2 separate regions of the Homo sapiens genome follow, and region 1 is linked to region 2. The links are chromatin loops, found by intact Hi-C in ENCODE. Cell type or tissue: Calu3. All regions are shown on one strand. Links, peaks and the distances in the headings refer to the core of each region. The heading gives the core; the rest is flanking DNA.

Region 1 (15,913 bases), core at 3,017-11,016, 54 kb before region 2:
AAAAAGAGCCTGTATAGCCAAGACAATCCTAAGCAAAAAGAACAAAGCTGGAGGCATCACGTTACCTGACTTCAAATATACAAGCCTACAGTAACCAAAACCGCATGGTACTGGTAGGATGTTGAATTTTATCAAATCCCTTTTTTTTTTTTTTTGGTCTATTGAGATGTTCATATGATTTTTGTCTTTCTTTCTGTTGAGGTGATATATTTATTGATTTGTGTGTGTTCAGTCATCATCCTTGCGTCCCTGGGATAATCCCACTTAGTCATGTTGAGGTGTTGCTGGATTTAGTTTGCTAGTATTTTGTAGAGGATTTTTGCATCTATGTTTATCAGGGATACTGGCAGACAGTTTTTCTTGTTGTTATCTGTTATGTCCTTGTCTGGTTTTGGTATTAGGGTCATTTTGGCCTCATATAATGCGTCAGGAAGAGTTCACTCCCTTTCAATGTTTTGGGATAGTATGAGAAGAATCAGTGTTAATTCTTTTTATAAGTTTGGTAGAATTAGCTGACTCTGAGCACAGTGCCTAGGGGTTAACACTGCTCTGCAAGGAAGAGGTTAAAAAAAAAGTTTGATAGAATTAAGCAGTAAAGCCACCAGGTCCTGGGCTTTTCTTTGCTGGGAAACATTTTATTAATGTTATTAATATCAATATTATTATTTACTATTAATCTGTTCAGGTTTTCTATTTTTTTTTTTTATTCAATCTTGGTAGGTTGTACCTCTCCAGAAATTTATCCATCTCCTCTAGGTTTTCTAATTTGTTAGTGTATAACAAAAAATATTGAAAGTTTAGAACACTGAATGCTTGGCTGTGGCAGATCTGTTCAGCCAAGATCGGGACTACTTCAGCTGGCTCTGAGGGTTCAAAGGAGTCTGAGAAGCAAAAATCTTAGTGAACCTCTACCTAGATGTCCCCATCACATGTTAGCTACACCTTTTCCCCACCACGTCCCTGACCTCAACTTTACAGACCTACCTCCCCTTGGTTCAGAAATTATGCTGAGTGAGCTTAGGAGAAACTATATTGAAATTCATTGCTCAAAATATACACCTGAACTCAAAAATTTCAAAAAGTGCCATAGATGGACATAACCAACATTACAAGCAAATTTATCTAAAAGTGTATTTGTTACAGTGTTGTCTAAAATTTAAAAAAAATTGAAAACAACCAAAATGTCCAAAACTAGGAAGCTGATTAAGTCAACTGTAATATCCATTCCAAAGGATACAGAGCTATCAGGAAAATTTATGTTTTACAAGTAAACATAAATAGTGATATAGAACATTGCTCATTATCTATTGTTTAACAGAAATTTCAGGTTACAAATTGGATTATCCCACTTTTATTTTATATATATATATATATATATTCAAACATATTTATAAAAGCCATGAAAATTTACACAAAAAATGTTAATAATTGTTAGGTCTAAATAGTGTAATAATGCATAAATTTTTTCTTCTACTATAAATTGTATTATAAGTAAAATAATAAAAATGCCTTTGGCATGGGAGCAGAGCAAGATGATTGAAGAGAATCCTACACTGTTCATGCCCCCCACTGGAACACCAAATTTTACCAACTATCTGCATACAGAAAAGTACCATCACACAAAAAAACACAAAAATCAGATAAGCAATCACAGTACCTGGTTTTAACTTCGTATCACTATAAGAGGTGTTGAGGAGGGCAGGAAAGACTGTCTTGAATGGCTAACACCATACCTCCCCCATCCCCTGGCAGTGACTATGTGGTGCAGAGAGAGAATCTGTGCACTTTGGGGAGGGAGAGTGCAGGGACAGGGAGACTACACTGAATTCAGTGCTGCCCTGTCACAGTGGAGAATAAAGCTGTGTTGGGCTCAGCTAGCATTCGTGCATGGAAAGAGTCTCTTGATGGAAAGAGCAGACTTGATCAAGCAGAAGAAAGAATTAGTGAGCTTGAAACCAGCTGTTTGAAAATCCACAATCAGAGGAGTCCAAAGAATAAAGAATAAGAAACAATGAAGCCTGCCTACAAGATATAGAAAATAGGCTCAAAAGGGCAAATCTAAGAGTTATTGGCCTTAAAGAGGAGGCAGAGAAAGAGATAGAAGTAGAAAGTTTATTCAAAGGGATAATAACAGAGAACTTCCCATACCTAGATAAAGATATCAATATTCAAGTACAAGAAGGTTAAAGAGAACCAAGCAGATTTAACTCAAAGAAGACTACTTCTAGACATTTAATAATCAAACTCCCAAAGGATGAGGATAAAGAAAGGATACTAAAATCATCAAGAGAAAAGAAATAACATAAAACAGAGCTCCGATATATCTAGCAGCAGACTTTTTAGTGGAAACCTTATAAGCCAAAAGAGAGTGGCATGATGTATTTAAAGTGATAAAGGAAAAAAACATTTACCCTAGAATAGCATATCCAGTCAAAGTATTCTTCAAGCATGAAGGAGAAACAAAGATCTTCCAAGACAAACAAAAGCTGAGGGATTTCATCAACACCAAACCTGTCTTACAAGAAATGCTAAAGGATGTTCTTCAGTATGGAAAAAAAAAAAAGGATGTTAATGAGCAAGAAGGAATCATCTTTATGCTTTGACTCTTGTCTGTAAAAATAAAAAAGAAGAAGAAATCATCTGAAGGCACAAAACTCATTGGTAATAGTAAGCACTCAGAAAAACACAGAATAGTATAACATTGTAACGGTGGTATGTAAACCACTCTTGTCTTAAGTAGAAAGACTAAATGATAAACCAATGAAAAATAATAACTAAAACAACTTTTTAAGACATGGACAGCACAATGAGAAATCCAGAGAAATAACCAAGAGTTAAAAAGCGGGGAGACCAACTTAAAATTTAGAGGTTTTATTAGTTTTCCTTTGGCATGTTGGCTTGTTTTTGCATGCAATAAGTGTTCATTGTCATCTAATGGGTTGTAAAAAAATATTTGCAAGCCTTATGATAACTTCAAATCAAAAAACATACAATGAATACACAAAAAATAAAAGTCAAGAAATTAAAGCATACCACTAGAGAAAATCACTTTCACTAAAAGGAAGACAGGAAGGATGAACAAAGGAAGAGAAGACCACAAATAGCCAGAAAACAAAGAACAAAATAGCAGGAGTGAGTTCCAACTTATCAATAATAATATTGAATGTAAATAGACTTAACTCTCCAATCAAAACACATACAGTAGATGAATGGATTAAAAAAACAAGACCCAATGATATGTTGTTGCCTATCAGAAACACATTTCACCTATAAAGATACACATAGAAAAACATAAATGGATGGAAAAAAAATCCCAGGCCAATGGAAACCAAAAAAGAACAAGAGTAGCTATATTTATGTCAGATAAAATAGATGTAAAGACAAACACTGTAAGAAGAGACAAAGAAGGTAATTATATAATGATAAAGGGGTCAATCCAGCATCAGAATATAATGATTGTCAATATATATGCACCCAACACTGTGTTCATATATCTCTCTCTTTAGCTCTAATAATATTTGCTTTACATGTGTGGGTGCTCCAGGAGAAACAGATATATGACTGTTCTGACAGAGAATTCAAAATACCTATTTTAAGGAAACTAAAAGATATTCAAGTTAACACAGAGAAGGAATTCAGAATTCCTTCTCTGTGAGAGAGATAAACCCCAATACAATAAGAGCTGGAGACCAACACCCCAATTTCAGCACTGGAAAGATCTCCCAGACAGATCATCAACAAAGAAACATAGGACTTAATCTGCACCATAAAATAAATGAACCTAACAGATATTTACAGAACATTTCATCCAACGGCTACAGAATACACATTCTTCTCATCAGCATGTGGATAATTCTCAAGGATAGACCATATGTTATGTCACAAAGCAAGTTCTAAAACATTCAAAAAAATAAAATAATATCAATGTCTTCTCCGACCACAATAGAACAGAACTAGAAATCAATAATGAGAGAAATTTTGGAAACTATATAAATATATGAAAAGTAAACAATATGCTCCTGAATGACCAGTGAGTCAGTGAAGAAATTAAGAAAAAAATTGAAAAAATTTCTTGAAACAAATGATCATGAAAATACAACATACCAAAACCTATGAGATACAACGAAAGCAGTACTAAGAGGGAAATTTATAGCTGTAAGTGCCTACATCAATAAAGAAAAAACCTTCAACTCCTTGGTTAGGTATATTCCTAAGTTTATGTTTGTTTGATTGATTTTTTTTTTTTTTTTTTTTTGCAGCTATTGTAAAAGGGGCTGAGTTCTTGACTTGATTCTCTGCTTGGTCGTTGTTGGTGTATAGATGAGCTACTGATTTTTGCACATTAATCTTGTATCTGGAAACTTTGCTGAATTCTTTTATCAGTTCTGGGAGCTTTCTGGAGAAGCCCTTAGGGTTTTCAAGGTAAACAATCCTATCGTCAGCATACAGTGACAGTTTGACTTCCTCTTTACTGATTTGGATGCCCTTTATTTCTTTCTCTTGCCTGATTGCTCTGGCTAGGTTTCCAGTACTATGTTGAAGAGGTGTGGTGAGAGTGGACATCCTCGTCTTGTTCTAGTTCTCAGAGGGAATGTTTTCAACTTTTCCCTATTCAGTATTATGTTGGCTGTGGGTTTATCATAGATGGCTTTTATTATATTAAGGTATGTCCCTTGTATGCCAGTTTTGCTGAGAGCTTTAATCATAAAGGGATGCTGGATTTTGTCAAATGCTTTTTCTGCATCTATTGAGATGATCATGTGATTTTTGCTTTTAATTCTGTTTATGTGGTATATCACATTGATTGACTTGCATATGTTCAACCATCCCTGCATCCCTGGTATGAAACCCACTTGATTATGGTGGATTACCTTTTTGATATGTTGTTGGATTTTGTTAGCTAGTATTTCGTTAAGGATTTTATCATCTATGTTCATCAAGGATCTTGGTCTATGGTTTTCTTTGTTATGGCCTTTCCTGGTTTTGGTATTAAGGTGATGCTGTCTTCATAGAATGAATTAGGGAAGGTTCCTTCTTTTTCTATCTCATGGAATCGTGTCAAAAGGATTGGTACCAATTCTTCTTTGAATGTCTGGTGGAATTCTGCTGTAAATCATCTGGTCCCAGAATTTTTTTTTGTTGGTAATTTTTTAATTACCATTTCAATCTTGCTGCTTGTCATTGGTCGGTTCAGGGTATCTAATTCTTCCTGATTTAAGCTAAGAGGGTTGTATTTTTCAGGAATTTATCCATCTCTCCTAGGTTTTCTAGTTTATGTGTGTAAAGGTGTTCATACTAGCCTTGAATAATCTTTTGTATTTCAGTGGTGTCAGTTGTAACATCTCCTGTTTCATTTCTTAGTGAGGTTAGTTGGATTTTCTCTCTTCTTTTCTTGGTTAATCTTGCTAATGGTGTGTCAATTTTACTTATCTTTTCAAATAACCAGATTTTTGCTTCATTTATCAGTTAAATTTTCTTGTTTCAATTTCATTTAGTTCTGCTCTGATCTTGGTTGCTTCCCTTCTTTTGCTGGGTTTGGATTTGGTTTATTCTTGTTTCTCTAGTTCCTTGAGGTGTGACCTTAGAATGCCAGTTTGTGCTTTTTCAGTCTTTTTGATGTAGGCGTTTAGGGATATGAACTTTCCTCTTAGTACCACTTTTGCCGTATTCATGGAAAACTACAAAACACTGCTAGAAGAAATCATAGATGACACAAACAAATGGAAACACATCCCATGCTCATGGATGGGTAGAATCAATATTGTGAAAATGACCATACTGCCAAAAGCAATCTACAACTTCAATGCAATCTCCATCAAAATACCACCATCATTCTTCACAGAATTAGAAAAAACAATTCTAAAATTCATATGGAACCAAAAAAGAGCCCAGATAGCTAAAGCAAGATTAAGCAAAAAGAACAAATCTGGAGGCAACACGCTACCTGATTTCAAACTATGCTATAAGGCCATAGTCAACCAAAACAGCATGGTACTGGTATAAAAATAGGCACGTAGGCCAATGGAACAGAATAGACAATGCAGAAATAAACCCAAATACTTACAGCAAACTGATCATTGACAAAGCAAACAAAAACATAAAGTGGGGAAAGGGCATCCTTCCAACAAATGGTGCTGGGATAACTGGCTAGCCACATGTAGGAGAATGAAACTGCATCCTCGTCTCTCACCTTCTACTAAAATCAACTCAAGATGGATTAAGGACTTAAACCTAAGACCCCAAACTATAAAAAAATTCTAGAAGATAAAATTGGAAAAACCCTTTTAGATATCGGCTTAGGCAAGGATTTCATGACCAAGAATCCAAAAGAAAATGCAATAAAAACAAAGATAAATAGCTGGGACTTAATTAAACTAAAGGGCTTTGCCCGGAAAAGGAACAGTCAACAGAGTAAACAGACAACCCACAAAGCGTGAGAAAATCTTCACAATCTATATGTCTGACAAAGGAATAATATCCAGAATCTATAACAAATTCAAACAAATCAGTAAGAAAAAAAAAGCAGTCTCATCAAAAAGGGGGCTAAGGACATGAATAGACAATTCTCAAAAGAAGATATACAAATGGTCAGCAAACAAGAAAAAATGCTCAACATCACTAGTGATCAGGGAAATGCAAATCAAAATGACAATGCAATAGCACTTATACTCCTGAAGAGTGGCCATAATCAAAAACTCAAAAAATAGTAGATGTTGGCATGGATGCTGTGAACAGGGGAGAATTCTACACTGCTGGTGGGAATGTAAACTAGTACAGCCACTACAGAAAACAGTGTGGAGATTCCATAAAGAACTAAAAGTAGAACTACCATTTGATCCAGCAATCCCACTACTGGGTATCCACCCAGAGGAAAGGGAGTCATTATTTGAAAAAGATACTTGCACACGCATGTTTATAGCAGCACAAATCACTATTGCAGAATAGTGGAACCAACCCAAATGCCCATCAATCAATGAGTGGATAAAGAAACTGTGGAATATATATGCATGATGGAATATTACTCCACCATGAAAAGGAATGAATTAATAGCATTTTAAGTGACCTGGATGAGACTGGAGACTATTATTCTAAGTGAAGTAACTCAGGAATGGAAAACCAAACATTGTATGTTCTCACTATGTGGGAGCTAAGCCATGAGGACCCAAAGGCATAAGAATGATACAATGGACTTTGGGGACTTGTGGGGAAGAGTGGTAGGAGGGCAAGGGATAAAAGACTACAGATATGGCGCAGTGTATACTGCTCCGGTAATGGGTGCACCAACATCCCACAAATCACCACTAAAGAACTTACTCATGTAAGCAAATACCACCGGTACCCCAATAACATATGGAAAAATAAATAAATAAATAAATGAAAACGAAAAAATTCAAATAAAAAACCTAATGATGGATCTTTAAGAACTAGAAAAGCAATAGCCAACCAAACCCAAAATTAGAAGAAAAGAAATAATAAGGATCAGAGCAGAAATAAATCAATTTGAAATGAAAACAATACAAAAGATTAACAAAATGAAAAGTTGATTTTTTTGAAGAGATAAACAAACTTGACAAACATTTAGTCAGGCTAACTAAGAAAAAAGAGGGAAAACCCAAATTAAAAAAATCGGAGATGAAAAAGGAAACATTACAACTGATACTACAGAAATTCAAAGGATCATTAGTGGCTACAATGAACAATTATATGCCAGTAAATTGGAAAACCTAGAAGAAATGGATAAATCCCTATATACACACAACCTACCAAGATTGAACCATGAAGAAATCCAAAGCCTAAACAGACCAATAACATGCAATGAGATCAAAGTCATAATAAAAAGTTTCCCAGTAAAGAAAAGCCTGCGACCCAATGTCTTCACTGCCGAATTCTACCAAACATTTAAATAAAAAGTAATACCAATCCTACCCAAACTGTTCCAAAAAATAGGGAAGGAGGGAATACTTCCAAGTTCAGCATATGCTAATCAATGCAATATCCTCTCACCCCAGTTAAAATAGCTTGTATCCAAAAGTCAGGCAATAACAAATGAAATTTTAATATTGACAAGTGAAATTTTAATATTAAAAAAGGTAAGATAGTGAATTACCAAATTTGAAAATCGGGTATGGAATGTTTAGAAGTGCTGTTTAGAACAAAGAACCAAACTCCTCTAATAATTAGGTTGTTTGTTCACATAGTGGTAACTCTCAATATTTTTCTCAATATTATATCTATTTGGAAAGGAAAAAAATGTTCCTATCCAGCAATCAAAAAAATTCTGGCTGTGCTTTCATTTAAAAATGACACCTACCTAGCAGATTCTGACATAGCTTCCCGTAAGTTAGATGCTAAAATATCTATGTAGAAAAAGCGGACTATTTAAAGCAAAATAAAATATTAAGATAGAAAAATTATTGCCAGAGTTTGTAAGAAAATTTAACAAACATCATTGCCAAAGGAATTTGAGAGAATTCTAAGTAAGCTTGAGCTCAGAAAACATAGCCTACCTTGATAAAAATAAATTTAAAAATAGATACTTTTTATATCTCTACATTGTCTAACCCCTGATTTAAAGACAAATGGGATAAATAAAAAACTAAGCAGCCATTCATCTACTTAGTAGATGTTGCTTTAATGGTTAGTATTTTTATCATTAAAAATTTCCCCATCTCTTTTGGGTGATGAGAAAAGTCCTGGAATTAGTGGTAATTGTTGTACAATATTGTGAATGTACTTAATGCCGCTGAATTGTATATACACTGGAAAATGGTTAAAATGGCAAGTTTTATGTTATGAGTATTTTGCCACAATAAAAAATAAATAATTTCACCAAAAAATAGAGTAGTGAAATAAACCCTCATGGACCCATCACCCATCTTCTACAATTATTAGTCCAGACAGACTTATTACATCTTTAGCTTTAGTCCCTCCATCCCACACTGCATTATTTTGAAATAAATTCTAAACAATGCAACATTTCATCCATAATTATTTCAGTTCATTTCTCTAAAAGATAAGAATTCTTTCATAAAGCATAACTATTATCAGATATAGTTCCTTAATATCACCAAATATTCCGTGTTCAAATTGCTCGTTGTCTCACAGTGTTTGTTGATTTGGTTACGTGTGAAATACGATTCAAACAAGATCACATTGCATTTGGTTGTTATGTGTCTTTTGTTATCTAATCTATGAATTCCCCTCCTTTTTTATTTTCTTCACAATTTAACATTGGGCAAATTGGGTTGTTTGTCCTGTAAATTTTCTTGCATTCTGAATTTTGCTGATTAAATCCTCATGATATTTTTAACACGTTCTTCTATCCCCTGTGTCCCCTGAAAACTATGAATAGTAGTTAGATCTAGAGTCCTGAGCAGATTCAAATTGAATTTTTCAGTAAGAATATTTCAAAGTTATGTTGTAAATCCCATCATGAGGTATGTAGTACTTGGTTGTATCTTCTTTCATTGTGTTAAAATTGATTGACCAGCCTGGCTAACATGGTTAGCCGTTTCTACTAAAAATACAAAAAATTAGCTGGGTGTGGTGGCGCGCACCTATAATCCCAACTACTTGGGAGGCTGAGGCAGGAGAATCGCTTGAATCCAGGAGGCAAAGGTTGCGGTCAGCTGAGATCGCGCCATTGCACTCCAGCTTGGGCAACAAGAGCAAAACTCTGTCTTAAAAAAAAAAAATTGATCAATGAGTTTAGATGTTATCAGTCATAGCCATTCCTTAGGAATTTCTTTACCTAATGGTCTTAGCAGCCATTAATAATACCGCATAGATTCATTACATTTTTAGGGGTTGCAAATGGCATATTTAAATTCTGTCATTCATTCTTCTTTGAAATAATTAATAATCTGTAACGCATCTATAAAGAAAGACTTTACCTCATCACCTATTTGGTTCCACTTAGATGAAATAATGAAAAAGGTGGGATACTTGATTTAAAGGGAGCAAGAGAACTATCCCCAAAATCTCCAGTCAGACTTGTCTATTAGTACAAATGAGCAGCCCTTACGTATTCCCAGAAATATTTGAAAGGGAATGGGTTTGGTGGGGATGAGTAACTGGAGATCCTGCTCCAACAGAGAACATGCCCTAATGAAATTTAAGTAGTTACTATTAAAATGACCCAGCCGATACCCACAGGCTCCTGAGGCATGAGAAATTAAAGTTACATTAGGTTTTGGCATACTATCAAATTAACAGGGAAGTTTAAATTATATAATAAATTAGACTAATACTATTACAAAAATATTTGAAGAAAGGTTCTATCATCCTTATATGTTATGCCAAAAAGCACCAGATGAATTAAATATAAGAAATAAAATCAAAGAAGCACAGAAAACTAGTGAATATTTATTTGACTTTGTAATAAAATTTTGAAGCATAACAATAAAGAAAAAACTATTCTAAAAAATGATATTTTTATTTTATAAAAATACACAAATTTTAATAAGTTGGTCAATCCTAACATAAAAGGTAAATGACAACTTGAAAAAAATTACATAAAATATTCTCAATATATAAGAAGCTCTTCCAGGCAAGCCCATTCATAGTAAAATAAAATGCTCAAAAAATGATGAAACACATGCAAATTAAAACACAATAGAATTCTATGTTTTTCTTTCTTTTTTTTTTTTAAACGGAGTCTCGCTCTGTCGCCCAGGCTGGAGTGCAGTGGCACAATCTCGGCTCACTGCAAGCTCCGCCTCCCGGGTTCAGGCCATTCTCCTGCCTCAGCCTCCCGAGTAGCTGAGACTACAGGCGCCCACCACACGTCCGAATAATTTTTCGTATTTTTAGTAGAGACGGGGTTTCACCGTGTTAGCCAGGATGGTCTCCATCTCCTGACCTCGTGATCCACCTGCCTCAGTCTCCCAAAGTGCTGGGATTACAGGCATGAGCCACCGCGCCCAGCCTCTGTTTTTCTTTAAAACTGACACCAAATTTCTCTAATATTAAAGCCTAGCATTGGAACTGGTATGGGAAATAGAAAACTCATGCTCTACTGAGGAAATCATACAACAGTATAATTTTTATGAAGAACAACTTGGTATCAGGAATAATAAATCTTCAAAATATTCTTACCCTTTGAGCCAAAATATCCCTTAATATATATTTAGATTTTCTTTGTTCTGTAATTAAGCCACTACAATAACAACTAATCCTTTCTAGAATTTTTTTTGAAGACATAAACACAGAGGTACATAAATATTTGTGTGCAGGCCGTGCACGGTGGCTCATGCCTATAATCCTAGCACTTGGGGAGGCCAAGTAGACCACTTGAGCCTAGGAGTTCAAGACCAGCCTGAGCAACATGGTGAAACCCTGTCTCTACAAAAAATACAAAAATTAGACAGGCATGGTGGTGCATTCCTGTAGTCCCAACTACTTGGGAGGCTGAGGTGGGAGGATCACCTGAGCCCAGGGAGGTATGGGCTGCAGTGAGCTGTGGTTGTGCCACTGCACTCCAGCCTGGGTGACAGAGCAAGACTCTGTCTCAAAAAAAAAAAAAAAAGATTTGTTCAAAAAGTTGCTCCTGATATGGTTAGAAAAGTTGGAAACAATTTCAATAAATAAGGGATAGCTATGAGATGAAAAACCATACAACTAATAAAACTGTTCCAAAAATATTTAAAGACATGAAATTCTTTCATGATACAATACTAAAGAGGAAAAAAGTTCAAAATTATTTTTATAGTCTAAACTCAATTTCTCCTATAAACATATATATGTACTTAAAGATATATCGCTCAGTTATATATACACTTAAAATATTTAGAAAGTATTTCATATATAGATATACATGTTTACACACATGTAAATATATATATCTGTTATGTGTATGTGTGTGTAACATGGGTGTATGTGAAAGTGGGTGACTAGGGTGCTTACTAACAGTGTTGAGTTCAACAATGTTTTCCTTCTTTATAAATTTTCTTTTAGTTATGTATTTTCTAATGAAATATTTTATAATCCAAAGTAAATAAAGATTAATATTGCTTTTAAAGAATTTTTTTATTTCATTCACTCAGCTCCTCCATCTATGTACACTCATTTCATCACCGTCAATTTTGCGAACATTTTCTATTATGTGCCAGGCACTGTCAGTACTAGCATCCATGGGAAACACAGCCTGGCAATTATACAATATTGAATAAGATGCCGACCCTGTCTCTAGGGTATCTTATCAGAGTATGACAATGGAAGTCGTACTCTAGTGGCAAGGACAGACCTATACAAAAGAAGTGGGGTGTCTTGTACTCAGGGCTCTAATAGAAGCATAAAATAAGACCAGGCAGCTATTATATAACCCAAGTTCTTTTTTGCCTCAGTGTAAGGTCTGATTCAAATACATAGCTTCAAAGACAAAGCTGTGTAGTATAAGTTTCCTCACAAAAGGAAAGTAAGTGTAGAAAGAATGCAAAAAACTCGTTAGTATTTCACATGAACAATGTCATTCACTGTACAAACAGACAGAAATATTAAGTTAATTTTTCTTGCTATGTGGTCCTGGTTTTCTCTCAAGTCATCTCCACCTTCTTAGTGCAAAGGGTTGTAATAGTTCAAGATTTCCCCATTAAACATGAGATGTAGTCACCAGCTGTGCTTGTCTTTCTCAGCCTCTTTGCCCTGTTACACACCAGCTAGCACCAGGTCCCAATCCAAACCAACCTCGGACATTTTGCTCCACAAGTTATGTGGGCAGAGTTAATGGAGCTATCACTTACTCTTGCCTGCAAACAGGGAATGATGGATGGCTATCTGCTAAATGTATTAAACTTCAATCCAAAAGAGTTGCTCCTTAGCATGCATAAGAAAAACAAAAGTTAGGTTTCTCCATTTCTTCAACCGCCTCTTGCATTCTAGGAAGAAATGCTTTGTCCTGTCTTCCCTTCTCATAATGTTCACCAACATAGCTAACATATTCCTTGGTGTCAACCCACATACACAGTTTATTTAGCACACTGCTTCCTTTCATTCATTCCACAAACATTTACTGAGAACTCATTACATGGCAAAGCTCTGTGCTAGAAGCTGGAGATATAAAATGAATAAAACATAGTTCTGGTACTTGGGAGCCTGTGATGTATTCGAAGAGATGGACATTAAAACAAAACATTGAAGTAAAGTAGTATAGATGTTCTAATAAATTATACTGAGTAATAATTACAAAGCCCTTTTATTGAGAACTTGCTATGTAGGTACTATGATAAATACTTATACGTATAGGTACTATGGTAAATGTGCATTAAAAGTAGCCAATCTTTACAATATTCCTATGAGATAGTGGGAACATAAACCAACATACCTTCCTCACGTTTGGTTAAACAGTTCTGGGAAAATATTTTCATTTTTATATGCTAAAAAATACTAAGACCAAGCAAAAGGAAGTAAGTGCTTTTATTCCATAAATACTTGCTCCTGGAAGATATGACTGTGAACCCACTGAAAGAGCTTTCTTTTCAAGACTAAACTTGTTCTCCAAGACTCGCTTTCAGACCTTTGTCCTGCTAGGTTCACCAATCAGAATTTATTTTATCATAAATACTGCCCAATCCCAACCAATTCCCTGCCTTGAAAGACCCACCTTGAAAATCACCCACCTCAGGCTCTAAAACACCATAAATATCCTCCCTTTACTTCCCCGTTTTGAGACACTACTAAGACTCAGTGAAGTTGGCCTTCTCTCTTACTTCAGTAGGCCTAGTAAACAGCTTTGCTGGACAAGTGTGTATTCCTTTGATCTTTTGAGAGATTACTGATCAACAATCCATATTACACTCACCAATTCACATCTGTATCAAGGTTTATATGACTGTAGCTTATGCCTGATACTTCTCTCCATTCTGCCACCTATAATGGATTAAAAGAAAAAATAGTATTTTATTAGGAAGGGTGTGAAGGAAAAGCACAGTGGAGGTGCTATTTGAGTTTTAAAAGACATATAAAGTACTCAACTGGTTTTCAAGAAAGAAAAGAGTATTCATGTTCAAAGAAACAGATATATGGATTTATAAAGTAGATTAAGAAAACTTAGTATCTCAGAAAATGACTAGAACTAAGAGTACATCATGGAGTGGGGTGCTAGGAGTTTCTGTCTCACATGGAAGAAATAGGAACTTTAAGATTTGATCATTAATGAGATGTTGTTAGTAAAAGGAAAAGAAGAGTTTGGGATGACTCCAGGTTACTAGCTTAGCTTAATAGATACAAAGTCACACCCATTTCAAAGATGGAGAATTCAAGGAAAAAAAAATCTGTTTTGGAAAAATATAACACGTGTTCAGGCCTTCTAATAAATTGCACAAATACATGGACTGACCAACCCTGCCATTGGCAGTGGACTAGGGTCCATGAGTCAGGCAAAGGAGCTGAGATGAAGAAGACATGAATAAGTTAGAAAAGCCAGCCAGGTGTAGTGGTGCATGCCTAGTGCACACCCATAGTTCCAGCTACTTGGTAGGCTATGGCCAAAGGATCACATGAGTCCAGGAATTTGAGGCTGTAGTGCACTATGATTGTTCCTGTAAATAGCCACTGCTGCAGCCTTGGCAACATAGCAAGACCCCCATCACTAAAAAAAAAGAAGAAAAGAAAAGCCAAGAAAAAATGTTATCATAGAAATCAGAGCAGGGAAACAACCAAAAGGAAGGAGTAAGTGGTGTTAAATATTGCATATGCCAAGAAAGATGAGGCCTGGAAAAGCTTAATAAAATTGGAAATTCAGGACACGGCAAGCCAAAAGCATGAGATTGAGGTTGAAAAGCAAGGTATTAACTGAAAGAATTAGAAAAGCAAGAGCAAACCAACACCAAACCTAGCAGAAGACAAGAAAAAATCAAAATCAGAGCTGAACTGAAGAAAATTGAGACATGAAAAACCATTCAAAAGATCAACAAGATCTTGGGAAGATGGTGGATGAGAGGCAGGATTAGGTTGCAGCTCCTGCTTGGAAGGACAGAGCAGCGTGTGGAGACTCACATCATGAACTTTTGCTCAAAGAACTACCACAGGAACATACCAGGAAAGCCGAGAAGATCCACAGACCCTTTGAAGGAACTGGATCACCCCTGCAGGCTCCCCGAGATGCCAAAAAACGGTGAGTCAGCTTGCTTTCTTAATGGGGAGGCTCGTGGTCTGGGGCAAATTCTCAGCCCTGGAAATGGACTCGGTGCTACTGGGGGTTTGGCAGGGGCATGGTGGGAGCGAGGCCAGCCTTTAGGACTGTGGGCTATGTGGGAGCAGGGTGAGGCCTGTGACTGCCAGCTTTCCCCCACTTCCCTGGCGGCCTGTATGACTCAGCAGAACATAACTTCATTGGACTGAGAATTATACCCCTACCCCCACAGCAGCTGCAGCAAGCCCCACCCAAAGAGAGGCTGAGCTTAGACATGCCTAAACCTGCCACCACTTGATGGTCTTTCTCTACCCACCCTGGTAGCCAAAGACAAAGGTCATAATTTATTGGGAGGTCTATGGCCCTGTGCACCACCTAAGAAACCTGAATACTTAACCAGTTGTCTCTAGGGCAAGTTTGCATCCTCCCTACAGGACCACAGCTAATGTGGTCTTGAAAGTGCCACCTCCTGGCTGGAGGCCAACTAACACAAAACTAGCACACTAAATAAAAACACAACCAAAGACCCCACAGAATGCACTTCACTCCCCTGCTAACTCCACTGGAGCAGGTGCTGGTATTCACAGCTGCAAGACCTAAAGATCACATCACAGTGCTCTTTGCAGACACTCACCAGTACCGGCCCAGAGCCCAGTATCTCTGCTGGGTGGCTAGACCCAGAAATGCAAAAACAATCAGAACAGTTTGGCTCTCAGGAAGCCTCATTCCTAGAGGAATGGGAAGAAACCACATCAAGAAAACACCCTATGGGACAAAAGAATC
Region 2 (15,913 bases), core at 3,333-11,332:
GTTTACCATAAAAAGATTCTTTTTTTAAAATCACTTTATTTCTGCCTTTCCTACCTAAAGAACTTGTCGGCCACCAACCATTCCCCCCAGGAAAAATAAAATAACGCATACATCAAACAGTAATAGAGGATACTTTAAAAAAATCACCAATACTATTTAAAGAACTACAGATTCAGCCCACTGAGGTGGACAAACCTTACCTTATACTCTTTCCATTCAACATGACACACAGTAGGTGTATCAAAGACTAAAAGTGGAAAATGCAATGGAAGAAGGCAAAACACCAGTTACTAACCTACTTGGTGCATTGATTCCTCTCTCTGTTTCAGAAGATCAAGATATGTCAAGCATTAGAACAAGCTATTTATATTTGAGAGTAGTTACATAAGATATAGGATAATGAAGTACAGAGAATGAAGGAGATAGAATCAATCAAAGGTATCTGGGCTCAAATTCAGGGTCCCCACTTTTATAAAGCATTACACAGTCACATCTTTAAAATGGAGTTGATGGCATCTAAAGTGTAAGATGGCTTTTTTTTTTTTTTTTTTTTTGGGACGGAGTCTCGCTCTGTCACCCAGGCTGGAGTGCAGTGGCGTGACCTCGGCTCACTGCAAGCTCCGCCTCCCGGGTTCACGCCACTCTTCTGCCTCAGCCTCCCGAGTAGCTGGAACTACAGGCGCCTGCCACCATGCCCAGCTAATTTTTTGTATTTTTAGTAGAGATGGGGTTTCACAGTGTTAGCCAGGATGATCTCGATCTCCTGACCTCGTGATCCACCCACCTCGGCCTCCCAAAGTGCTGGGATTACAGGCGTGAGCCACCGCGCCCAGCAGTGTAAGGTGGTTTTTTACGATTAAGTGAAATGAGCTAGTATAATGTGCTTGGTCTGTGTAGATACCCAATAAGTAGTAGTTATCATCATTACTATCATTTTGGAGATATTTCATCTTTTGAGCATTTTCTTTTTCTTCTCCAAAGCTACACCACATCTCTTCAGTCAAATGCAGCTTAGCAAAATATCTTGCTGACCCCCATCATGTGTCTATAAATGACTGACAGGAGCATATACATTCTTAACTTTTTCCAAAGGACACTAGTTTCTTTTGCCTGGAAAAGGGGTAAGTTAAAAAAAAAGAAAAATGAATCAGGTGAGCTTCTGTCTTGATGAGGAGACCAGAGTCAAACCAGTCTTCATATTCACCTGGATGTGGAAGTCAAGATTAAAAAGCAGATCCTAAAACTGAAAATGATCACATAGATTAGAGGTTAGTTTGGCTCCACTTCCTAATCCTGTTTCTATTATTTCTATGGTTGCCTTTAATTTTTAACATGTGTTTTTAGCAAACTCTATTTTTAATCAAAATCTTTATTACCTTAAACAGAAGAGGATTTTAGCATGGTTTTAACTCTGACCAGCCACCTCCCCTCATCATGTCACTGAAGGGCATTGCAGGGCATACAGTCAATGCTACTTGCATTTACCAACATGTTTTCCTCTTTTATTTGCCTCCCATTTTATTATTTTCAATTCAATTTTCTTCTTACTGAATTAAAAACACCAGTAGGTCTTTTAGCAGAAAGAATAATAAATGAATGATAAACCCTAAATATAATAAACTGGATAAACTTTCTTTGTACACATAAATTTGTCTACATATTTTGCACTCTTTCTTAGACAGCAATTAATCTGGGAATTGAATCCCAGCTTGTTTTCCCATAGGGCTTTGAAAAAATTATTTAATTGATATCTGCATGTACTTTTTGCTTCTAAGAAGTATGTCATTAGTAAAATTACCTAGAAAAGAATAACAATCTGGATTTTTGGTAGTTTTTAGACTTTCTTGGTATGAATTTGTTTATCAAGTCCTGATTGTAACTCAATGCTGATTATTTATTTAAGGATCCATGTCTTTCTTCAACTCTGAAAAAATTATCAGCCATAATCTCTTCAAACATTGTTTCCCCATTCTTTCTTTATTCTTCTAGAACTCTTGTTAGATAATTGTTGGAGCTTTTAATTCTTCTAATTCTTTCTTCCATGCTTCTTAATTTCTCTTTCGTTTTTCCCATCCCATCCAAATCTCATGTCAAATTAGAGGAGGAGCCCGGTGGGAGGTGATTGAATCACGGGGCATATTTCCCCCTCGCTGTTCTCATGATAGTGAATGAGTTCTCACGAGATTTGATGGTTTAAAAGTGTGTGGCACTTCCCCCGTCGCTGTCTCTCTCTCATGCTCCACCATTGTGAAGATATGCTTGCTTCCCCTTTACCTTCTGCCATGATTATAAGTTTCCTGAGGCTCCCCAGTCATGCTTCCTGTTAAGCCTGTGGTACTGTAAGTCAATTAAACTTCTTTATAAATTACTCAGTCTCGGGTAGTTCTTTATAACAATGTGAGAACAGACTAATAAACTCTCTAAACTGCACTCTGGGTGATTCTGCTAGATTTTACAATTCAGAAAAATATTAGCTTGGGCAGTCGACTTACTGATTAACCTATATATTCAATTTTACTTCGTTCTTAATCTAAGCATTATAAGAAAAAAACTATAGTTTTAACCTAATTCTTGGAAAACGTCAAAGAAATGAAAATGCATATTCTTATGCAAATATTCTTTTTGTGGCAAATGTTTTTGGAGATGTTCCTGATTCATATTCTGCATAAATAGAATCTTGCCATTTCAGTACTATCATAGTGACATATTGGACACCCTTGGTAAAATGAAGCCAGGAAACATTTCTAATATACATGCAGACATTTATTTTTCCAGTTAATTATCTATCCTGTTTTAAAGCATGCTTATTTTTGAAGTGTCAAAATGTACTAATCCATACTGCATTTGTTTGGAAAACTTCACGAACAAGTATCTTTCAGCAAGAAAAGACATTTGATGCCAGCCAAATTTTCTTTTTTCTGTCACTATAAATGGCTTTCCTATTTTGAACAGTTTTTCAAAATCAAAGTCATATCTAAGCTGACAACTTCTTTGGCAAGTTTCAGCTAGATGTAATTTGAAATAGTCAAGGAAGCAAAGCCTAAACAATAAGGTTTTTAATGGTAACGGTGACAGATCTTTAACTACTGTCATGCTGTGTCTGACACCAGAAGACTTGAGAGGAAATTGGTTAAATAAACCCTTGCAGTTAAAGGAATACACCTGCATTTACAGTATGTGGCTGGTGTCATGAAATTAAGAAGACTGAAAATTTAGTGATGTTAAGCTCTTAACAAAAACATACCTGAAAAATCCCCCTAAGGAATTTCTCTCTTTAGCCCTCAGAATATTCTTTATTTGTAGTTGGCATACAAAGGTCATTAAAAGGTCACAAGGAATAGAAAACAGTCAAGACTCCGACCTGTCTAGCTTCAGATTTATTCTATACAAAACAAGGCTGATTCCTTTCTAAGGGAGAAGGAAATTCTGATGTGTGCAGCCTTTGAATCGCTATTACTTACACACTTTTACTTACACAAATCCATACATAATTTGCTTTTACTAGAATGAGAATTTGTTCATTGTTTTATTATTTATCTTTGTGGAGAAGCCACTAGCTTTCCTAATTCACAGAAATTTTTCTTATTATTTTCGTATTATGTAACTGTTTTTTAGCATAATGTAAACTCTAATTTCACTTTAGAACACATTGATACTGTGTTTAGAATTTGGAAATTACATTTCACATATACCATGCTTCATATCAATTACTCTGACTTTTTTAATATATTCATTTCTATGTTTAATTATACTGAAAGCAATGTGGACAGAATTCTAGTCTTTAATAATCACATTATCATAACACCTTGAAATCATCTATATCACTAAAAGAACTTAATGGTACCAACGAATGGTACAAAAGGTATATACAAGACATTCTGGAGGCAAAACCAAATAGAGACTTTCAGGGAACAAAAGATAAACATTAATGACTTAATGCATTAATGACTTATTAAGCGTTCCTTTAACTAAAATTCTCTTATTCCTCTAACTTGACATCTAATGCCCTAACTACTCATTTAAAAAAATCTGTTTTATAAACATTACAAACTTAAGAACGTCTCTAAAAAAAAAAGTTGAATTGCAAAAAAAAAAAAAATGGTCAAAATGAGTTGATACTTGACAAGTGATTTACAACAATTTCCTTTCCTCAAATCTTGTAAATTTGATTTCAGATAAAAATAATCACCTTAACTTGGTCTCACAATTAGAAAATAATAGAAGAAAGTCTGGTTGAGCAATGAACCTTATAATTTATATATATATATACATATATAGGTGGATATATAAACATACACCTACATAAACATAGTACATTTTGTAATTTATGTGCTATATATTTGCATATGAATATACCTTACATACATTTGCATTATCTATAGTGCAATGACCTGCATGTCATTGCATTATTAAATATCAATTAATAGATTCACTGAAAATATGAAATAAAGTGTTAAAAAACTCTTAAAACAGCAAGGGAAATTCTAAGCCTGAAATAATGGACTGAAGAGGGAAAGAAAGGAGAGTGAAAAAGTTTTAAAGATCTCATTTTATTAAGGAGAAAATAAATTATCTTAACGAGGGAAACTGTACCTGAGTGGGAATAATAGCTTGTTTTTACATAATATAAAGAAATATCTGTGTAGCATAGTTCAGAAAGGAGAAATTAAGTGTTAATAGATTGAAAAAATATTGTAAACTATCATATTTACATGGGAAATGGAATAAATCTTAATGATGAAATCAACAAGAAAATAAAAGGAATAAGGCAATGAAAAACTAGATAATAATCATAAGGTAAAGTAAAAAAAAAGTTCAAGTATATTAGTCACTACATGAACTAAATTCTTCCTGTAAAAGAGAGACCATCTAACTGGTCTTAGAAAAGCAATATTCTATTTGTGAAAACTGCACACTTCACTGGGATAAAGAAAAGTTGAATATGAAAGAGCTAACTAAGCAGTAAGTAAACACAAATTAAAAATCAAGGGTAAGAAATAATATCTGGAAGTTAGAATATATATATTTACAGTAAAGATAGCAAAGAAGTATATTGGTTTATGTATTTTAAGAATGGGGCAGATCTACTAGAAAAAATTAGAAAGGACAAAAGTTAATTGAGGAACATAATAAACTAGATGTATTGGGTATGTACATATGTAATACACATGTAATAATTTTACATATGTGCAGAGAAAACTTCATATTCCCCAAATACTGCATATTCATCTTTTCTGTGTGTTCATTATTTTGAAGAGATGGGGTCTTAGTCTGTTGTCCAGGCTGGAGTGCAGTGGTGCAATCATAATTTGATACAGCCCCAAACTCCTGGGCTCAAGCTACCCTTCTGCCTCAGTCTCCCAAATAGCTAGGACTATGTGATACCACTCCTATTTTTAAAAACATTTTTAGAGAGATGGGGTCTGTTTTGTCCAGGATGCTCTCAAACTCCTGGCCTCAAGAAGTCCTCCACCTCAGCCTCCCAAAGTGTTGGGATTACAGGGATGAGCCACACAGCACCTAGCCCATAAAGATATTTTTTAATTAATCATGCACCTGTCATGAAAATATGTTAATAAATTTGTAATGTCAGATTTGTACAGAACATATTCTTTGATTATACACCAATACAATTAGTGCTATGATTTGAAATATGCTCCCCGAAGTTCATATTGGAAACTTAATCCCCAATGCAAAGTATTGAGAGGTGGGACTTTTAAGAGGTGACTAGGCCATGAAGGCTCTGCCCGCACAAATGTTTTAATGCCATTATTGTGGGAGTGGGTTAGTTATTACAGGAGTGGATTCCTGATGAAAGAATGAGTTCAGCCTCTTACTTCTTTCTCTCAACCCCCTACCCACACACATACACACACACATTCTCTCTCTCTGTCTCTCTCTCTCCCCTACCTTCTGTCTTCAGCCATGGGATGACACAACAAGAAGGCCCTCACCAGATGCAAGGCCCTTAACCTCATGCTTCCCTGCCTATGGAACTGTAAGAAATAAATATCGGTTCTTTATAAATTACCCAGTTTTAGATATTCTGTTACAAAACACAATAAGACAATTAGAAACAAACAATATTAAAGTGATCAAAAATATCTTCCATACCTGAAAATTACCTTCCATACCTATGTTTGTCAGGACTGCTATAACAAAGTACCACAAACCAGGTAGCTTAAACAACACAAATTAGCTGTCTCACATTTTTGGAGGTGAGACATGTAAGAGCAGCAGGGGCTGCAGGTCAGCAGGGTTGGTTCCTTCTGAGAGTATGGAGAGAGAATCTGTTCCATACCTCTCTCCTAGTTTCTGGTGATTTCTTGGCCTTCTTAGGCATTCTTTCACTTATAGAACCATCACCCCAAACTCTGCCTTTATCTTCACATGGTATTCTCCCTGTTTGCATGTCTGTGACCAAATTTCCCCTTTTAATAAGCACATCAGTCATATTGGATTAGGGGACAACCCTACTCCAGTATAACCTTATCTTAATGAATGACATCTGCAATTATCCTATTTCCAACAAGTTTCCGTTCAGAGAGACCGGAGGTTAGGACTCTGATATGAATTTTGGGGAGGATACCATTCAACCCATAATAGTTCTATAACTATTAAGTTGAATTATTCCTTCAGAAGAAGTCTCCAGTCCCAGATGATTTCATTGGTGAAGTCTATCACACATTTAAAGAAAAAAAAAAAAAACACCAATTCTATGTAAGCTCTTCTGAGAACACTTCCCATCTATGTTATGAGGTCACTATTACTCTGATACCAAAACCAGACAAAGGAAGTACAAAAAAGAGAAGTACAAATCATTATCTCTCCTGAAAAAGTCACAGAAATGCTCAGCAAAATATGAGCAAATTGAAATGTGGCAATACTCATTATAAAGGGTTACAACATGAACAAGTAGATTGTAACTGAACAAGAATATATATTTGATCTCTGTCCCTGTTTCTTGACATACAGGAACTAAAATCCTTGTAGTCTCTGGAAGTGATGTGTCTTTTGTATGCTAGTAAGATGGCTGGTGGCCAGCGGCTCCTAGATAGCCTCAGGATGGGGGCTGGTTACCAGGGAAACCAATCATGTGATAGAGGGTTGAAACTTTCAGCTCCACCCTCCGATTTCTCAGGAGGGGAGAGGGTCTATGAAATAAAGCCTGTGTCATGAAGCCTCCATAAAAACCCTAAAAGATGAGGTTAGAGCTTCCAGGTTGTTGAACATAGCAGAGTGTGACCATAGAAAGCTCCTCACCCCTTCTCCAATGCCTTATCCTATGCATAGCTTCCAACTGGTTGTCCCTGGGTTTTATTCTTTGTAATAAACAAGTAATCTAGTAAGTAAATTGTTTTCCTGAATTCTGGGAGCCACTCTAGCAAATGATCAAATTTGAGAAGGGATCATGAGAACCTCTGGTTCATAGCTAAATTGGACAGAAGTTGTAGGCAACATGAGGACCTACCATTTATGATTAACACATTAACAGTCTTGTGAGACTGAGCCCTTAACCTTAATCTGTGGGATCCAGTGAATGTTAGAATTGAATTGAATTGTAGAATGCACAGTTGGTGTCCACAGAGAATTGGAGAATTGCTTGGTATTGGAGGAATCCTCATACATTTTAGTGGCCAGAGGAGTTGTGAGTATAGAAAAGAAAAAACCATTTTGTTTTTCCTATACAGAGACTTATTGCAGAAATGCAAGGCTACTTTAATATGTAAAAATCAATCAGTGTAATCCACTGTGTTTATAGCCTAAAGAAAAATAACAAAACATGATTATATCAGTTGATACAGAAAATAGCATTTGACAGGTTTTTGCAGAAGATGTGGTCACAGGTGCTGCGGATCTCTAGTCCACTTGATCCTGCTCCTGACTTGCCACTGTTCCCTCTTGCCAAGGAAAGGTTGGCCAGGAAGTGAAGATGCAGTATGGCTTTTAAAAATAACAGAAAAAATCTCATAGAACCAAAGGTGGTGATTCACCAAATTCTAATTACACTAACCAGCCACAGGGTAAAAATCCGTGGAGACTGTGTGTGCTGACTCAACCAGAGGCACAAAGGAAAACAATCTCAAAGTGAAAGAACCGGTTCAAATGTCCACCAAGACTTCGAGAATCCCAAGAAAAACACCTTGTGGTGGCAGTTCTAAGACGTAACACCATTTCTAGATGAAAATCCACAAGCAGCTTACTGACTTGCACAGCCTTTCCAAGACTGTTAAGCAGATTACTTCCACCAGTATTGAGCTAGGAGTTGACACTGTAGTCACTATTGCAGATGCTTTAAGTCAACTGTTTTAATACATTAATAATCAATTGTTTAAAAAAATAGCATCTGACAAAATCCAATACTCGCTCATAATTTAAAAACCCTTCTCAGCAAACTAGAAATAGAAGGTAAATTCCTCAAAGTGATAATGAACATCAACAAAAAACTCCACAGCTAACAAAAAGCTGACTGCTTTCTCATAAGATCAGGAACAAGGTAAGAGTATCCACGCTCACCATTCCTGCTCAACACCATACTGGAAGTCCTAGACAATGCAATAAGACACATAAAAGAAATAAAAGGCATTCAGATTGGGGAAAAGAAATAAAATTGTTCTTACTCCCAGTCATGATAATTGACTATGTAAAAAATCCTAAGTGATCTATAGCAAAACTTCAAGACACAACAATTGAGTTCAGCACGTTTGCAAGATACAAGGTCAACACACAAAAATAGTTATTAATTTTCTATATATTAGCAATAAACAATCAGAGACAAATTTAAAAACATGCCATTTAAAATAGCTACAAAAGATGAGGTACATAGGTAGAAATTTACAAAATATGTACATGATTTTATATGATAAAAATTGTAAAACTTTGATGAAAGAAATCAAAGACCTAAATAAATAGAAAAATACTATTTTCATGGCTTGAAAGATTCAACATAGTAAAGATGTCAATCCCCCCACCAAATTGATCTACAGATTTAACGTAACTCAAATCAAAATTTCAACAAGACTTGTTTGTTTGTTTGTTTGTTTTAGACGTAGATAAACTGACTCTAAATTTTATATAGAAAGGCAAGGGAACTAGAGGAGCCAAATTTTTTTTAAAGAAAGTTGAAAAATCACGCTATCCAATTTTAAGACATACCATAAAACTACATTAATCAGGACACTGCGTACTCACAAATGGATAGATAATCAATGGACAAGAATAGAAAATGTACAAATAAACCCACACAGGCACGGACAATTGATTTTTCACAAAGATTGAAAGCCAATGTAATAAAGAAAGAATAATAATTTCACCAGATAGTATTGGAACAATTAGACAATTATGTGTAAAAAAGTAAACCTCAGCCTAACACAAATTGAATTATATTTTATATAAAATATACCCCAAATGTATCACAGATTAATTAGCTCATAGAACTAAATGTAAAACATAAAATGATAAACTTTTTAGAAGAAAACATAAAAAATTTTATAACTTAGGGTTAGGAAAAGATTTTGTGACTATGAAACCACAAGTACAATCCATAAAAATAGAAAATTGATTAAACAGACCATCAAAATTAAAACTTTTGTTCTCTGAAAGACACTGTTAGGAGAGTGAAAAGGCAAGCCACAGATGCAGAGAAATAAAATCACATGTCCAAAAAGGACTTTTAACTGCAATATATGAGGAGCTCTCAAAACTCAACACTAAGCAAACAACTCAATCCTGAAATGGGCAAAAGGCTTGAACAATCACTTCACCAAAGATATATGGATGACAAATCCTGGAAAAATGTTCAACATCATTAGTCATTAGGATTAAAACCAAATTAAAACCATGATACATTACCACTCTACACCCATTAGAATGACTAAAATATAAAATACAGAGAATACGAAGTCTTGGCAAGGATGCTGAACAACTGGAACTCTCATGTGTTGCTGATGGAAATGCAGAATGACACAGCTCCTCTGGAAAACAATTTGGCAGTGTTTCACAAAGTTAAACATACACTTACCTATAGCCCTGTCGTCCCACATCGGTATTTACCTGAGAGAAATTAAAACTTAAATTCACACAAAAACCTGTACAGGAGTGTTTATAACAGCTCTATTCATAATCACCAACAATTGGAAACAATCCAAAAGTCCTTCAACAGCTGAATGAATAAACAAGCAAACTATTGATTCATGCAACAACATGGATGAATTTCAAAGGCATTATATGGAGTAAAAGAAGCCAGTCTCAAAGGAGCCAGTCGCAAAATGTTATGTATTCTGGTTCTACTTATATAATATACTTTAAAAGACCCCATCTACAGTGATGGAGAGCAAATCAGTATTTTCCAGGGTGTAGCAGTATGGACAGCATGTACAAGAAGAGTTTTGTAGGTGATGAAACTGTTCTATACCTTGTTTGCAGTTGTGTTTACATAAATAACGTGTTAAAATTCGTAGAACTGTACATCAAAAATGAAGTTTACTATATGGTAGGTTTTCAAAATAAAATTAATACAAAGTAATATTAGTTTATATAATATTAGTTCAACTAATCCAAGCCAGAGAAAATTAGAGAGAGCTCTTCCAGTCCATTTTATGAAACTTGTAAAACTTTTACTCAAAGCCCTGTAATGATAGCACACACAAAAAAAACTTTCTTCTGAATATAAATGCAAAAATTTTCAGTAAAGTTTTATCAAAGAGAATCCAGCTTTGTAGCAAATGGATAAGCCATTACATCCAGGAAGGGCTTATTCCAAAAATACAAGGGTAGATCATTATCAGGTAATATATCAACAGAATTAATTGCACCGATTGTTAAAGAAAGAAAAACAAATGATCATATCAAAGATACTGAAAATATATTTTCTAAAATTCAGATCTCTTCTTATTAAAAATTTCAAGTTAAATAGGATTAAAGGATATTACTTCAAGGTAATAAAGACTGCTATCAAAAGCCAACAGAAAATATTATTATAGATTCTATATATGTGATATATACATATCATGAAATATGTAATTACATGTGCTCACACACATATACATGCACATATAGACATAAACATAGTTACATATATACAGTAGTCCTCTCCTTATCCACAGTTTTGCTTTCCATGGTTTCAGTTACCCATAGTCAACTGTGTTCCAAAAATACTACATGAAAAATTTCAGATATAAGCAATTTATAAGTTTTAAACTACACTCTCTTCTGAGTAGCGTGATGAAATTTCATGTCCTTCTGCTCCATCCCACGTGGGATATGAATAATAACTTTGTCTAGTGTATTTACACTGTACACACTACTTGTCTGTTGGTCCTGGGTTATCAGATCGACAGATCTGAAGAAAAGAAGGGTGAGGGTGAGTACAGTGCAAAATATTTTGAGAGAGAGTTAAACAGACTACATTTATAAAAACTAGCATATTTTAGTTTATTTTTTATTGTACTTTTCTTTCAATTGCCTCTGCATCCCATCTTGTCCATAGTTCTATTGGGTTGTTTCTCTCTATTATAAATTTGGAAGACAAATGTATATTGCAGATATTAACACTCTGTCCCTATAATTGTTCTATTTCATTATTATTGTTAATTTCTTACTGTATCTAATTTATACATTAAGCTTTATCATAGATACATATGTATATGAAAAAAAATAGTGTATATAGGGTTCAGTACTACTTGCGGTTTCAGGCACCCACCGGGGTCTTAGAACATACCCCTCCCAGATATGAGGGGACTACTGTAAACACGTAATGTGAGGAGTTTTGTGGGGATTGGACAAAATGATCTTAAAATTGCCATGGAAGAAATAAATCTAAGTAAAGTTTTTAAAATAGAATGACAAGGGAGACTTGCCCTATCTGATATCAGACCATTGTATTAGCCAGCTGTAATTAAGTCAACATGTTGCCAGGCTAAGAATAGGCAAAAGATCATTGGTACAGAAAAGAGAATCCAAAATTAGATGCTAACACATTTGAGAATTTAATGGAGCAAAAGTGTTATTTTAATTCAAAAGAGGAGATTATTTAAGAAATACTAGTCTTATTAAAAATTTAAGGACAAAAAAATAAAACAACTACAATTCTACAAGACAATCTCGGATACGGGCTATGCAATCTAAGTGAAGAAGACCCTTTCACTAAAATTGGATGCTAAGAAACCATTAAGAAAAAGAGAAACTTTCTGGCCACATTTTTAAAATATGTAGGGAAAGAGAGCAAAACATCTATTAAATGAATAATTAATTTTTAAAAGCACATGCAATGGAAGGGACAGAATGTTAATATCTGCAATATACATTTGTCTTCCAAATTTATAATAGAGAGAAACAACCCAATAGAACTATGGACAAGATGGGATGCAGAGGCAATTGAAAGAAAAGTACAATAAAAAATAAACTAAAATATGCTAGTAGGTCAGAAAATTAATATTAAAATTGAGATGTTAAGCAAAAATGAAAAAGACTGGTAATGCATATTGCTGCCAGGGACATACAGGGAAAGAGAGTACTTCCCCACATGAGTGGTGAGAATATGAATGAATTAGTAAACTCTTTAGAAAAAATAATCTGGCAATATCTTAATTTAAATTTAGAATCCTGATATATTTGAACAGAACCAATTCACTCTTAGGGAGTTCTCTTATGTAAATAAAAGTGCCATTAACCACAGGAAATATGAGCAAGGCTGTTTATTGCAACATTGTACTAGCAAAAATGGGAAACCAAGTAAATGCTCATCTACAGGGGAATGGGTGGATTGCTTACGTACATCCACACTATAAAACTACTATAGAGTTATTAGAAAGAAATATGTGGCCACTTGTCAAGAATTCTGCAAGGTAATGTCAAGTGAAAAAAAGCAAAATGAAGAAAAGGGTATTTATTATAACATAATCCTTTTAAAAGAGAGAAATGTTGACTAAAAACTGTGCAGGGTGTGTGTTGTATGTTGTATTTGTATATAATTATATGAGCACGTGTGTGTGTGTGTGTGTGTGTGTGTGTGTGTGAAAAACAGGGAGATGTATTCCTCTATAAAAATATAAGCATAGAGAAACAAAGAGGTGAATACACACAAAGGTGTCAGTTTGGGTTCTTAGAGAAGGGAGTGATAAGAGTAAAGTCAAGGTAAGGGAAGAATAGAAGAAAAGAAAAGCTAAGCTAAAAAGAGAAAAAAAAAGAAATAAAAGACTGCAAAATAAGAACTCCAGTATATATGATAATGTCACATTTATGTATTTCTGTAAAATGTCATATGTATATGAGTAGCAATGAAAATTCAATTAAAGAAAAAGAAGCCAGCAGGAAGAAGAGAAACCAGATGCATTTACCATAGAAAACTACCACATTACCAAAGGGGGATATTCCAAAAGTTCCATCGTAAATTTGTTGCTTAAAAGTTGAATACCATTTGCCCATTAAACATACACATACACAGATTCCCACAGAATTCTGTTTTACATTCTAATATCCTTGGATCATATATAACAATGATTTCTGTAAAACATATACAACAGAAAATTTAGCTCCATCGAGGAAAGACAGGGCTAGCCTCCTCCAGTTGCAGAAGTGACAGTGGTCACAGGGTGGCCCAGTCCATACCTCCCTGCCACCAGAGAGACCAGGAGTGCAGGGCCAGGTGTTTCGCACAACTCCAGGAAGAACCATTCAGATTATATTCTACATTGAATGCTGCTTCCTAGTTGTACAATATAGGCCTCCTGGCCAGGACTTTTCCTAGTTCCAACCTATTGATAGTAATGCCTGGGACCAGAAGTGAGATTCTCACACAGATGATGGTGGAGGGGGCTGAAGGGTGAGATGGTAGAATAGGGACAGAGGTCCAGGGCAGCAGGGCAATAGCAAGGTGAAATGAGATAGCAAGCGTTGAGGAAAAGTGAAGAAAGTATGTGAGGATCACAACATGACCAGTTTTGTAAATCAACTATCTCTAACTATCTCTATATAGCACCTGACGGGAACATGAAATTTAAACATTATCATGCAGCAAAAATACAGGCCTAAGTCTTCATTCAACACTTGTTCTACATTCAGAGTCCTTATCTTTAATCAAATTTAGGTTAAAAATGAGGTTGTGAGAACAAGCAAAAAAAATGTAAGTTGACGTCAATTTTTAGAGTCTCTATTGTGACCTGAGTCAAAGTTTTAACGGCCATCTTTTGAAGTCACTTTTATTTTCCAGTAACTGATTGGATGCTTCAGGCATCCAATCAGGTCCAAATATTTTCCTCTTGCAAACAGAACCGTAGTCTGTAATTATAGCTTACCACAATCTGCCCAATTATCCAGTGCTTTTTCAACTGTGTTTGTAAAAAGCAGGAGGCAATGTCTGTGCTCTGATTTCTACTCTTATCTGCAACATCTGAAAAGCCTCCAAACCCAGCTGGGAGCCAAGACTACATCAGAACTTTAAAAAAAATTTTTTTTTGAAAACACTTACATTCCACCTTTTACCAGGCATCTCTCCTCTCTCTTCCCTCACAAACATGAATTCTTTCATGTGGACACTGTGTCATATAATAAAACTCCGACTTAAAGGACTTTCAAGAGTATTCATGCTCAACATAGTTTCCACAGTGAATCCTCTCCCGGAATTTAATTGCTAAGCTCTATCTAAGCCCACAGCTGACACACATAACAAGCTGAGACTCTCATTCGTGCAGAGTATCCTGTGGCCTAAGCAGGCAGTCATGTCACCTTCAGTGAAACTGAGACCATCAGGCAGAGCTTCTCTTGTATCAAGGGGTTTAGAGGAAGGCTCATGATTCTATGTTGACAACAAAACTTGCACATCAGCCAAGAGTCTGACCTAGAAGAAGGAGAACTCAAGTACAAGCCAAGGGTTATTTACAGCCTTCTAGTACTCTTAAGGCAGCCTGGCAAGGACCGCTAGTAAAGCAATCGATATTTTCTCTTGTTTCTGATTCTGTCCAACCAGCAGATGAGTCACATAACTATAGCCAAGATTACCTGCTCATATTTCCCCCTTGATACAAGTTAATCAGGACAGTGACAGCAGAAAGAGCCAAGAGAGGGGAAGATTCAAATATCCAATTGCCAAACGGAGCGTGGAAAGAGGCATAGTGAGCAAGCAGACAGACCTGGTAGTTGAGTCAAGCCTCTCTGAGTTGGCAGAGAAAAACAGGTGGTTTGTAGTTACAACCTTTTTTTTTTTTAGCTGATTGGAATTGTCTGGTTCAACAGTTAAAAAGAAAAGTTTGGCTAACCTCCATCTAACAGGAAACTCTATCAGCACAACCAATTGATTTGGCTGTCAAAATGGAAATGTCTTGGTTGGACTATTGTTTGAAAGTTCATTATTGTCGATTCAGAGAAGCAGAAATGAACAACAGTTCATAAATGTTAGCCTGGTACACATTGTCAAAAATCATCAACTTTAATTCTTCTAAGAAAGTTTCTCCACTCCAAGTCCTACTTCCTTGCTAACCAATTGCTATAAAGCCTTCTTGAAGAATTGCTTATTTTGGAAATGTCGTTTCCCTAACTTATGCTGATAGCTCCAGCAATTAGTCCCTACCAAGAAAATAATTAAAACTAAAAAATGCCCTGATTCCCAGAGAAACATAAGTTACACATTTCAAGCAACTGTAATACTCTGATTTGGGAAATTATCAAGTGTTGCTTTATAAATGTATTTAGGAACCACAAGGGTTTTTTCAGTTGGTCAGGACATTTTCCTATTTAAACATTGATTTAGAAAATTTGCCAAGTAAACCAGGAAATCAAGAGAGCAAAATTATGCTGCACATAAAGAAAGCAGCTGCATTTTTCCAACCCTAGTAATTTAACCAGCCATTTCTTTAAACAAAATGAAGAGGGGGAAAAAAGAGAAGCAAATCTGGCAGCACTAATCTCATTTCATTAC

Evidence for each region. Peaks named below come from ENCODE experiments on the same cell type or tissue, not always from the same donor. Only the 100,000 strongest peaks of a DNase experiment are listed, where the experiment ranks them.
Region 1: a loop joins it to region 2, with 4 times the contacts of the local background. A loop is called at or near these places in 1 of 110 quality-filtered maps.

The regions. Positions count from the first base shown.
Region 1 is chr9:81,348,857-81,364,769 of GRCh38, forward strand. No RefSeq gene overlaps it. Among named protein-coding and RNA genes, the nearest start is that of TLE1, 330 kb to the right of the region's middle. RefSeq lists an enhancer at 14,636-15,835. In Calu3, for the core only: no CTCF peak of the experiment used is centred there; no DNase peak of the experiment used is centred there.
Region 2 is chr9:81,402,339-81,418,251 of GRCh38, forward strand. It overlaps the pseudogene RPS20P25. Among named protein-coding and RNA genes, the nearest start is that of TLE1, 280 kb to the right of the region's middle. In Calu3, for the core only: no CTCF peak of the experiment used is centred there; a DNase peak (open chromatin) is centred at 8,043.